Linked DNA regions of Mus musculus: region 1 is linked to region 2. The links are chromatin loops, found by intact Hi-C in ENCODE. Cell type or tissue: heart. All regions are shown on one strand. Links, peaks and the distances in the headings refer to the core of each region. The heading gives the core; the rest is flanking DNA.

Region 1 (5,986 bases), core at 521-5,520, 83 kb before region 2:
ACAGCTAACCCCATGGAGACTGAATGATCCTAGGGCATGTTCCATGGTTCACGCGTCAGTCTGGATGATGGTGGCCCTGCTATCTTCCTGTCTTGATGAAGAAAATGAGGGCCTTCCCAAGGAGAGGACAGGCTTTCCAGGAAGAGGGAAGAGTTGCAGGTTGGGCCACCTCAGAGGTATCGGAGTATCTGCTCTCACTGGTGAGCGCCAGGCTGGTAACCCTCCCCAGGCAGCAAAGAGGGTCAGAGGCTGCAAGACTGACTTGCTCCATAGCTGGTGCTGAACACTTGACTGAGCTCCGTTTCCTTTCCTGAGGTCCATGGTCCCTTTGCAGGTGAAAAAGACAGACCCAAGGGATTTTTGTGATACTGCAGTCAGACTTGACAAAAGTCCTGCAAATCACACCAGGTACTGCCTTTGAACTTGCCATAACCTGGACCTAAGATGGCTTTGTCCCCAATCCTCCAGTCAGTGTCCTATATAGGCATTCAACAGGTGCCTATACAAGTAGGTGCAAGGACACTTGTGTTCCCACCACCTGCCTACTCCCCAATGTCCCCAGCGTTCACCTTTGACTTTTCACCTTTGACCTTTGCATGGAGTCCTCATTCCTCAGCACTCTGACCAAATATCCAGCAGGAACCAGGAAGAGAGGAAGGGCCTGTCTGGGGACATAATCTTAGAGGGTTCAGTTCCTGGTGGCTTGGTCCTGTGCACTTGAACAGAACATCGGAGCAGCAAAAGCATGCAGGGAGAGCGCTGTTCGTGGGATGGTTTACAGGAAGCAAAGCAACAGACAGCAAGTTGCCAGGAGCATGAGCTCCCACAGACTCCTCCCCAGGGGTTGACTTCACCGGATGTCCCACCCTCTAAAGTTTGCACAACCTCAACCGGCACTAAGCCCGCAGCACATGAACTCATGAAGCGCATTTCATATTCAAACTGTAACATTCTGCCCCTTGCTCCTCATCCATGGCCGTTTTACAAAATAAGTGTAGCCCCAAGAGCCCCTATAATGACCCAAAATTAACCTCTAAGCTCCACCGGCTCAGGGACCAGGTAACTTTCTGGAATACTGGGAGTTGTAGTTCTTGAAAAAAATAACAAAGCCTCGTTGGAAAGAACAGTGGCCTATAGGTTTGTCCTTATAAACCCCTGTAACACATGGTTCGGGGCTATTCTCTACTGGGAAATTCCAGGGAGTAGTCCTGAGCAAAGTCCATCTGTTGGTCAGGATTTAATATGTAATAAAGTTTGCTTCAAATTTGGCCCAAAGAGGCAGGCAGATTGCTGGTCTATAGAGTGAGTTCCAGAACAGTCGGGCTATACAGAAAAACCCTGTCTTGAAAAACAAAAATCAAACAAAACAAAAACAAACAAACAAACAAGAGAAGAAATTTGGCCCCAAATGGTAGAATTGGTTTTCTTCGAGAAAATCTCAGGATTAACATCTCATAGTCTTAACATTTCCAACAGTATTCAAGACCAATCCCTCCCATTTATTTATATTAGCTAGAACTTTCTATTTAAGAAAAAATATTTCTTTTGTTTTTGTGTATGTGTGTGAGTGTATATGCTTGTGTGTGTGCAGGTACCCACAGAGGCCACAAGAGGGAGTCAGACCCCAGAGCTGGTGTTACCTGCATTTATGATCATTCTGGTGCTGTGGTCCAACCAAAGGTCCTCATGTCAGAGCAGTAAGCACTCTTGATGGCTGAGTCATCTCTCTAGCCCACAACATTGTTAACAAACAAACAAAATGTCCCAACAAGTTCTAAATCTCTAAGACTGAAGGCAGCTCTCAGCTGTGAACCCCAGTAAAAAATTTAAAAAGCAAGTTAACCTACAACCAATATACAGTGATAGACATTTCTATTCTAAAGGGCAAGGTAAAGGAGGATTGCTAATCCCACCAGTCAAGAATAAGACCACTACTGTAATTATGAGCCAAATTTGAAGCAAGCTTTAATTAAATATTAGCCAGGACTCTGGCCAGGTCATTCCTGGGTTCCCAGAAAATGGTGACCCCATAAAGTCACAGTATTTTTCAAGTCCAATCAGGGGAAGGCATACATCCTGGCATCTTTCCTGCCTATGTATCTCCAGCCTACATGTGATCAAGTATATCCAGTGCAGTTGGGTCAAACAAATTTGGGGGCGGGGGATGGAAACACATGGCGTGTTATATTCCATAAACATTAGCCTCCAGCATTTCAGGAGATATCTGTCCTTGGGTAGGGGAGTGGGGCTTACAAGTTAGAGGCATTTTTGTTCCATGGATCTCTTAAGCACAGTAGTTAAAAATTAGAACATAACTTTGGCTCTCACAGGATCACCACAGCAGACAATGAGTGGGAGAGGTAGGCCTCTCTGGGAATACGATGCCTTAGTAAACTCCAGTGGGTCTGGAAGCTCACTGCTACCATCTTGCTATTTACGAACCCTGCAGCCTCACTCTTGGACCAGCTCTACCTACTGACTGCTGTTTCCCTTGCGGGCCAGATGTTCTGTATTCCTGGGGTCTCTGTCATAGCTTAGGCTCCATCATATAGCTCCATATACACTCTTTCAGGGAGAAGGGACCTGCTCGCAGGGATTCTGGCCCCGCCACTCCCAAGTCTTCCTTTGAAACTTGGGTACAACCCCCCATTCTCCCTTCACCCTTGCTTTCTGCAAAACCAGTGTGATGAGAACAATGTCAAGGTCACCACCAGTATAGTAGCAGCCAGACCTCTGTAGACCACAAGTGCAGCAGCCTCCTAGTGCCTGTGTCTCTGAGCACAGTGAAATGAATCATGGGCAAACAACTTTCCAGGCAGCTGTGTGTGAGCAAGGTGCCTCCTGGGTGCACTCTTCTCAAGGAAAAGCCTGGGATGGGTGGGGTCCAGCTAATTCCTGAGACGCCCTTAAGACATCTTTGCTATTGTCCTGATTCAAAGTACTTGACTTCTTTTTAAAGATGCTAATCTCTTTAACAACCACACCCTACTTGTATAAAACTTTGAATGCTCTCATTTTCTGGCCAAACTCTACAGTTTTTAAACCTGCCCTTCTTTCCAACTCTCATTGCGCTCTCTTTGCTCTCTCTCTCTCTCTCTCTCTCTCTCTCTCTCTCTCTCTCTCTCTCTCTCTCTCTCTCTCTCTCTTCAGTGTAAAGCTGGCTAAACACAGTATGCAATGTCCATGCCACAGCCACACACCACACTGCCTTAAAAAGTCCTTCCTCTGAGCTAGTGTTTAAAATTCAACCTCACTCAAAATGTCACGTTTCAGTGAGGAATAATTCCTCCACATTATGTGAAGGGCCACTTGTCCAATCCCAGGGACTCCTGTTCCCATCTGAAACCTCATGAGTCTCAGCTCTCTCCATTCCTGTCAGCATCTGATCTTCTGAGCTTTCGCAAGATCGTTGCAGTACTCTGGGCTTCCTCTAATCAGCAGCTCTAACCTCTTTTAGATTGATTTAGCAAATTGGTTGCAAAGGCTGATACACAACATGGCCAGGTTTGGTTACAGCATCTGCATTACTTCTCAGCATCAGTTCTTTACACTGGTTATTTTGGGTAGCTTTGACCAAATTGTCCGAGAGCACAGCTTGCAGGGGATGGGAACAATATGTTTTGGCTCATGGTTTCAGGGGGCTCTATTCTATGCATGACTGCTTAGTCTGTGTACTTGGACAGAACATTATGGTAGTAAAAACAAGTGATGGGGAGGCAGTTTGCATCATGGTGGACAGAAAACACAGTGAGAGACAAGAAAGGGCCATGAATCAGATCTCCCAAGGACCCAACTCCTGTGATCTACTTCCTCTAGGTAGATCCCATCTTCCAAAATTTTAGAACCTCTTGAAATAGCACTACCAAGACAAGAGCCCAAGTTCAAAACCAGGACACTATAGACATATGTAGTTGATATAGCCAGGAGGCTTAACAGAAGTCGTGAGTCTCACCAGGGTGCTGCAGGGATGGAGCCTCCTGAGGTAGGTATTCATCACTTGTCTAGAGCACTTTCTCTCTGTGCCCTCTTATGGTTGTCTTCTGAACGCACCCAGGTCCTGTTCTTATAAAGACTAATTTCTCTGGCCTGACACAAAGACCTAACTTTTACCTAACTTCATCAATGGTTCTTTCCAAACATAGTGACAGTGTAGGGAACTGAAGACCAGAACCTCAGCGTGTGAATTGAGGGGTTGGGGGGAAGAACAGTTCTGATCATAGCAACCATGAGAAGTTCCAATGACCTCTCCAGCAGCAGTATGGGATACAGACAGCATGGAACCCTGGGCCACCAGACACATCCTTTCACTGCAGTCTTCAGGTGAGAGGAAAACAACCCCTCACAGCATTAAGCTATTGAGCTGTGAGAGGCTTACTAAGTAAGACTACAAATCCTAGCTCGTCTGACTAATACACCAGAGATGACATCATCACCCACCGTGAGACAAGCACCCAGGCAGACATTACTAATCCACCTTGGCACTGTGCTTGAGGTAGCCAATACCAATGGATGTGTAGAGTATAAGATGGTTAGGACCCCTCTAGCTCACTGTCACCCAGGAACTTAAGCCATCTGAATCTCCCCATCAAATGACACAGACATTATTATCCCCCTTGGGTGTATCTGATATATCCTCCCTTTCTTGCCTTGTGGGTGCTGTGGTGTGGAGTGACCCCCTCCATTTCCTCAGCTGCCTTGTTCCCCCCTCCCCCACTCCACCTCCATGGTTCTGGGAGGTTAAGCTCCCTCTTAGTAGTTTAGTAGAACTGGGTAGAAACTTGTTCCTGGGTAGATGCTGGAGGGGGCACACTGCCCCATGTGAACTCATTTTTTCTCAGGGTGTGCTCAGCCTCAGACCCAGGAAAGACGATTTTACTTTTTGGCTGGGGCTAGAGTCCTGTGTTGGCGGTCAGATCCCTCTCCCCAAGTCTGTCCTAGGGAAGGACCCGCCTGGGACACAGGCTTTAAGCAGACAAACAGAGTGAGCATGACTTTTTACAATGGGGCTTTGATCTGCCTAATGTCACAAGACAGGCTGGGGACAGATGCCAGGCTCTGGTGATTCCTGGTTCCCACAGGAGGGCCCTGTGCAGGTATTCACACGGGGAGTATCTTGGCAGGCCTGGGCCTGGGTCTGTGCCCATCATAATTAGGTTTTGGAAAAAAAATGGTGGGTGAGGTATGTTTGGCTAGGGCTCTGCCTTCCTCCAGCCCCAAGGAAGTGACAGGAGGGAAATGAGGAATGGAGGAAGCTGTCCCCATGGGTGCAGGCTTGGTTGAGGGCTGGGCAGGGGGGGGGGGTCCTCCTGCTGTCAAGTAGTGTGCAAAAGGAATTCTTGTGGTCATGGATGGCAATGGGACACCAAGGTTGGGCTTGCATCCCCGACAATACATACTCTGTCCTTCCCAGTGGAGATCTTTGCCAAGGCACTCAGAGAATGGGCTGCCCCAGAGCCCAGGTGTATCCAAACCACTGACTCTAGAAGCAAGTGAAGAGGCTGGGGCCATAGGGATGTCCACAGAATGTTGGTTTCTCCAGTGCCCATGAATCCTCCAGGGGCCCTTCCTCAGGCTGTCAGGTCACATTATCCTCACCTGTGCTCAGGAACAATGGTCACACCTGGGACTCACTCCCATCCCCAGGCGATGGTCCAGGCGGACACACAGCCCACAGCTCCTGCCTGCAGCTCAGATTTCCCTGGTGGGCTCCCCTGGGACGGTGCAGCCTGGAAAGATAAAGGGATGGTGGTGGGGACATAGGTGGCAGGAAGCTGGTCCCTCTGCAGACTCAGAGCCATCAAAGAGGTTCTTGCCTCTCCTGACCACTGAAGCACCTCTTAGGTGCTGCCCTTTCCTGCCAAGGCCTGCGACAACTCCATACTGGCTTTGTGGGCAGGCGGGCAGTGAAGTCAGCTCTGAGGTGGAGGTACAACTCCGCGTTTAATGCTCATCCAGGACTCACTCAGGGTTAGGGTTACATTCATCA
Region 2 (5,986 bases), core at 430-5,429:
CGCCCCACCCACCTTGCTGCTGGCGGCCAGACTTGTTGTGCCAACCCCAGGACCACAGGCAGCTGGCACCCAGCAAATGCCAGGCCCACAGGCTAAGACCCAGAGTGAGCTCGTCCCAACATCCCAATGACCAGGGCAGGCTTCCTGCTTCGCCTCTAAGAAACTACACAGACCTCTCTGTGTCTCCTCCCCTGCTCCTCTCCAGGGCCTCACAAAGGGCAGTTCAGTGTGGTTCTCCCACGCACCCCTTGTTACCTCCCTCAGCCTCACAGCAAAGAAGTCACTTCAAGACCAGATGCAGAGCTGGAGGAGTGGCCCAATAGGTATAGTGGTTAGGACACGCACAGTCTGATCCCCCATGTCCCCCCAAAACAGGTGTGGTGACCCATGCCTGGGATTCCAGTACTGGGTTGAGTGGAGGCAGGAGGATCTGAAGTTCAAGGTCATCCTCAGCTCATGTCAGGTTCGAGGCTAGCCTGAGCTACATACAAATGATGATGGTGGTGGTGATGATGGCTAGAGAGTGAATTCATTGGTTAAGGGTACAGATTGCAATTCTAGAAGACCCAAGTTTGTTGGGTTTTGTTTGTTTGGTTTGGTTTGGTTTGGTTTGGTTTGGTTTGGTTTGGTTTGGTTTGGTTTGGTTTGGTTTGGTTGGTTTGGTTGTTTTTCAAGACAGGGTTTCTCTGTGTAGCCCTGGCTGTCTTGGAACTCACTCTGTAGACCAGGTTGGCCTTGAACCCAGAGATTCCCCTGCCTCTGCCTCCCAAGTGCTAGAATTAAAGGAGTGTGCCACAACTGCCTGTCCTGAAGCTGTTAAATACAACTTCAGCACCATGATCAATATGCAGAGTTCAACAGGCAGAGTCTTTTTATGACAATCTGATGGTGATGAATTGGAATGCACAATTCAGGGTCTGAGTGTCAGTCACATGCAGACATAGTTAATGTCCACTTTACCTCCTTCCTCTGGCCTCTTTAAGGGGCCAACTCAAAACTTCAGCATCCTCTTAAGTAGTTTACCTTTAAGATTTCTTTTTAATTAGTTAGTTGGTTGTTAATTAGTTTTGTTTTGAGACAGGCAGGGTCTCTATGTATCCCTGGGCTGACATCTCCTTATGCAGATCAGGCTGGCCTCTAACTCACAGAGATCTATGTGACTCTACCCAATGGATGCTGGGATTAAAGGCTTGGGCCTCCAACACTTGACTTTTTTTTTCCTTTAAATTATCTACATGTGTCTGTGTGAAGTTGTGCACATGAGTGCAGGTGTTTGCAGAGGCCAGAAGAGGGCAGTAGATCTACTGGAGTTGGAGTTCCGCTGTGAGCCACCAGATATGCAGGGAACTGAACTCTGGTCCTGTGCAAGAGTGGCCGTGCAATACAGTCTCTTAACCACCGCTGAGCCACTCTTCAGCCCCCGGTGTCTATATGATGTTTCTATGGGATAGATCTGCTCAAGAGCAATGAAGGCCCTCTTGGAGGGTGCAGGCAACCTAAAGGCCTAGGCTGCTAGAGCCAGTCCAGTGCCTTCTGTTACCTACACTGGTTTGTCCCTTCCCAGAATTCCTGCAAGAGTCACCACACTAAGATGATCACATTGAGTCACAGCAAGGCTCTCACAGGGCACTGACCCAGGTTCAGTGTCTGCCAGATGTGCTGACTGACCCCCCCCAAAAACTGTAGATGGCATGGACCACCCCCCCAACCCTGACCAGAGAGATGAGATAACCTGCCCCAATACAACAGCATCAACACCTCCCTTCCTCTGCATAAGATAAGGCCCCACAGAGGATACCCTTCACTCCAGTACTCTGTGTTCCTCCCTGATGTTTCCAGATGTATCTTGGCTCCTAGGATCCATGGCAAATCCAAAAACAATGAGTCTCTTCTTCCAGGAAAGAGGGGTGAGGCCAGGACCAGAATCCTGGAGGAAAAGGCAAGGCAAAGGCAGCAGGGCTGTTGAGCCTTCCTGCAAGGAAGTGGGGGCAGGGGTAGGCTCCAGGTCCCGGCAGAGGATCCTAAGCATCCCAGGCATCAAGCAGTGTCTGTCACTGACAGCGGGTGAGTACTTAGCCCTGTGCACTCAGAGGGCCTGGGTACCAGACACTCCCACAGCTGAGGGAAGGACAGCAGAATATCACAAACAGAGACCTGGGCTGAGTATAGAGGATTGATTGGGGGTGGCCTTGAGGATTTTAGGGAACCTTGAGGGTTCCTTGCTGACAGACAGGGAAGACCCAGTGGTCCCTGTAGTACAGAACTTGGCTCTGCCACACAGCTGAACTTCATCTACCAAGAGGAGCTTCTATGAAGGCCAGGCTGTGTGGACATTACTGGGTAGATGATTGTCACTGGTGCATGGGCCCTGCAGCTGCTATTGCTGCAACCACATGTCCCCTGTCACTTACACAAAGCCAACCCCACTTGTCTAAGGTCTATGAACATAGATGACCCAGGTGTACTGGCTTGCTCTGACTCATTATCCTCTGTGGTAAGATGACTAGTGATTAGTCCTAGGAAATCCCCAGACACACACACACACACACACACACACACACACACACACACACACACTCACACACTTGCTGAGGTCCCAGACAGGAACAGGCTGTGGCCACCACCAAGAGGCCCAAGGGCAGAATGAGGGACACTTCTAGGGAAGCAAAAGTCTTTCTCCAGGGACAGTGAACAGCCCTGCAGTCTGCCCCCACAGAGAGCCCTGCTGCAGGGCGGGGGCTCAGGAATGTTCTCTGCATACATAGCAAAGTTGTGAGTCAGACACAGTGGGGAGGAGGCCCGCAGCAGGGCTGCAGGCAGGAGGTGGAACCCTCCAAGCAGAATCCTGGTAAACAGCAGGCAGTGTCTGGGTCCTGTCCCATGGCCAGCAGTCTACCTGGGCCACATCAGGGGTGAGGAGCACATGGGCCAGGAGAGGGCAGTGTGGCCTAGGTTAGCTGGGGACTTGCAGATGAGGCTTCCAACTCCTTGCCCAGTGCTCTCTCTGGACTCCTCACACAGTGCTCTCAGAGCCAAGCACCACCCCAGGCACTGCCACCCCTTGAGTAAACTGACCTTTGCAGAATTAAATGGGGCTCCAGCAACCCAGGAAGACCGGGTGCTGGGTTCTATTTCTCAGGACACCTCCTGTCTCCAGTATGCGAAATGATACCCAAAACTCCTACTGTGTGCTGGGCCCTGGCAGGAGTTCCTATACATTGATTCATGGGACAGAAGCCGGGCTACAGTGTGGACATGTATGCAGCATGTAGAGGTCAGCTAGCCCTGAGAGCTCATTCTCCAACCTTCACCCCTGCTGAACTAGCCAGCAACCTCAGGCACATATGGGAGCCAGGTGATACACCTCAGGCCCCACAGAATGACCATGGGATCTAGTTGCAGGGCCTTGGCCTAACCCACTGAACTGTGGAGAGAAGGAGAGGGCTAAAGATGTTCTTCTACTGGGGGATGCTAGGCAGAGGACACAGGGCTACCTCTCTACACCCACAAAGCAGGGGTCTGAGCCCCAACAGGACTCACTGGGTAAGCCCTTCACCTCTCTAAGCCTCAGTCTCCTCGTCTGTAGATGGGGATGGGGAGGCATCAAGGACTGTTATTATTTAATGATCTCCATGAGAGCTGGCTCAGTTGATAGAGGGATTTTTCCCAGCATGCACAAGGACTTGAGTTCCATCCCTAGCACCACACACCTATTCCAAGCACTGAGGAAGCAGAGGCAGGGGGATCATCATGAATTCTAAGTGGGCTTGGTTTGCATAGTAAAGCCCTAGCTCCCAAAACTAAATTAAATTAAATAAGCCAGGAACAGTGTGCACACCTGTCATATTAGCGCTTAGAAAGCAGAGACAGGAAGGCATCAGACTGTGACTAGCCTGGCCTACAAAGCAAATTCCAGGCCAGCCCCAGATCCAGAAAGAAAGAGGTGGAGGGAGGGAGGGAGGCAAGGAAGGAAGGGAGGCAGGCAAGGAAGGGAGGGAGGGAGGGAAGGAGGGAGGCAAGGAAGGAAGGGAGGGAGGGAGGGAGGGAGGGAGGGAGGGAGGGAGGGAGGCAAGCAAGGGAGGGAGGGAGGGAGGGAGGGAGGGAGGAAGGAAGGAAGGAAGGAAGGAAGGAAGGAAGGAAGGAAGGAAGGAAGGAAGGAAGGAAGGAAGGAAGAGAGCACCTTATCCACCTAAAGAAAAAAACAAGAAGCCTGCACAGTACCCTTCAAGGGCACATCTTGAAGCCTGCCCTAGATGCTGCCTCTCAGAGGCTCCACCCATCCTTGTAGCACCTCTCTGAAGATGGAGCCTTTACTAAATGGGCCTCTGAGAACAACCATGGCACAAACTTCAGTGAAGAGCTTGGGCATCCAGAGCCTGGACCACACAACCACTTCCACCCACCAAGTGTGCCACTCTGCGGTGGGTGAACAGAGGATATGTTGACCTCTGTGGGGCTCTGAGAGAGCAGACAGGTGGTCTTGCTCTCCCCAGGGTCACTCCTGCTGTTCCCTCATCAGAACAATGAACCTCTGATCTCTCAAAGTGCTTCCTCTAAGAAGCCTTCTGCCTCATCTGCCTTTAACCTTGCAGCCTCTGGTCCACATTGTGTATCACTCTGTGGATGCTACCAAGTGTCCTGTGCATCTTGGTCCCCTCCAATGGAGGAGGACCTGTTGGCTGCATGAGGAGGAAGGATGGATCTCTCGCTTTGGGGGGGGGGGGGTCACTGCTCCATGGGTGGGTTGGCCACTCCTTGGGAAGCTAACTGGACCCAAAATGGGCAGAGGGCAAAAACGGACACATGAGGGGTATCCATCGGCTCCTTAGCGGGAACCAGGTATTCACCTGTGCCTGACTGACCCAGGGTTGGCCCCACAACCTTGAGCCTGTGGCCTCATCTGTCCAGGCCACAGTTTCCCAACAGCTCGGTAACTGAAATAACAGGACTTCTGCCTGCCCAGAGTATTCCAAGGATCCAGAGATGAGTGTAAGTAACGGAGACAGAGATGCCCAAGCATAGCCACACAGGGTCAGCCCCCTTAGGGCGAGCCTCAGCCGCAGCCCTAAGAGCTCCCTCAGTGTCTCTCATTTGACAGATGTGGATGCTGAGGCAAAGAACAACAAGCCATCTGTCCATCATCCAGAGTCCACATGTGCTTGAAGGGCAGGAAGAATGCTTGCCTCTAAAGGCCCAGCCAGGCCACCGTGTACTGCTGGCCTGTGAGTGAGCACTTGTCTACTTCTGTTGAAGAGACCAGTGAGTCAGGGAAGAATAAAAAGGACATGTAGTCTGAGACCCCCGTCCCTGCTGTTCCCTTCAGGCTGCCAAGTCCCCACTGTGGGACCCATTCCCCAGGAGGTCTCAACAGCTCAGCTCAGCTAGCCAAGGCCATGATCCGGAAGACCTCCACCAGTGTTTAACACACCGAGTCTATCTTTCTGCCTTACCTACCTTCTTCCCAGGGACGTGTCCCCAGCTGGTGGTATCCTTCAAAATGCTTACGCTTAAGTCCTGACCGCCCCCCCCCATCCCTAGTGCCCCCGAAAATGATGGCATGTGGTGAGAATTAAATTTAATTTTTGAGCCAAGGGTAGTGAATGTCATCCCAGTGCTTAGGAGGCAGAGGTGAGAGGGGTGGTCATGAGTTTGAGGCCAGCCTGGGCTATACAGTGAGACCCTGCCTCAGAAATAAAGGTTAGAGTAGATCCTTAGTTTGATCGGATGTATCTTTCATAAAAATACAAATGCACAGAGGTGAGTGCAGGAAGAGTTGCTATCTGTGAGCCAAGGAGAGCACGGGAGGAGCTGGGCTGGGACTTCTGTCCTTATCCTCCAGTCTCAGGCATGTGGAACAATATGTGCATATCTATCAAAGACATCAACCATGGGGCTCTCTTACAACAGCTACTGGGAAAGGTCTGGGGACAGTCCTTTCTGGACTGGTCAAAGAGCTAACGTCAGAAGGGACCCTGCCCAGTATCTC

The links. A loop is a pair of places that touch in the nucleus more often than their neighbours do. Peaks named below come from ENCODE experiments on the same cell type or tissue, not always from the same donor. Only the 100,000 strongest peaks of a DNase experiment are listed, where the experiment ranks them.
Region 1: a loop joins it to region 2, with 1.8 times the contacts of the local background. A loop is called at or near these places in 1 of 42 quality-filtered maps.

What each region holds. Positions count from the first base shown.
Region 1 is chr7:145,136,443-145,142,428 of GRCm38, forward strand. No RefSeq gene overlaps it. Among named protein-coding and RNA genes, the nearest start is that of Gm45181, 28 kb to the right of the region's middle. In heart, for the core only: CTCF peaks have their summits at 1,591 (motif pointing right) and 2,835; a DNase peak (open chromatin) is centred at 2,830.
Region 2 is chr7:145,219,656-145,225,641 of GRCm38, forward strand. It overlaps a transcript of Tpcn2 not described here. Among named protein-coding and RNA genes, the nearest start is that of Smim38, 15 kb to the left of the region's middle. In heart, for the core only: CTCF peaks have their summits at 1,291 (motif pointing right) and 2,919 (motif pointing right); DNase peaks (open chromatin) are centred at 1,916 and 2,766; H3K27ac peaks cover 3,480 bases.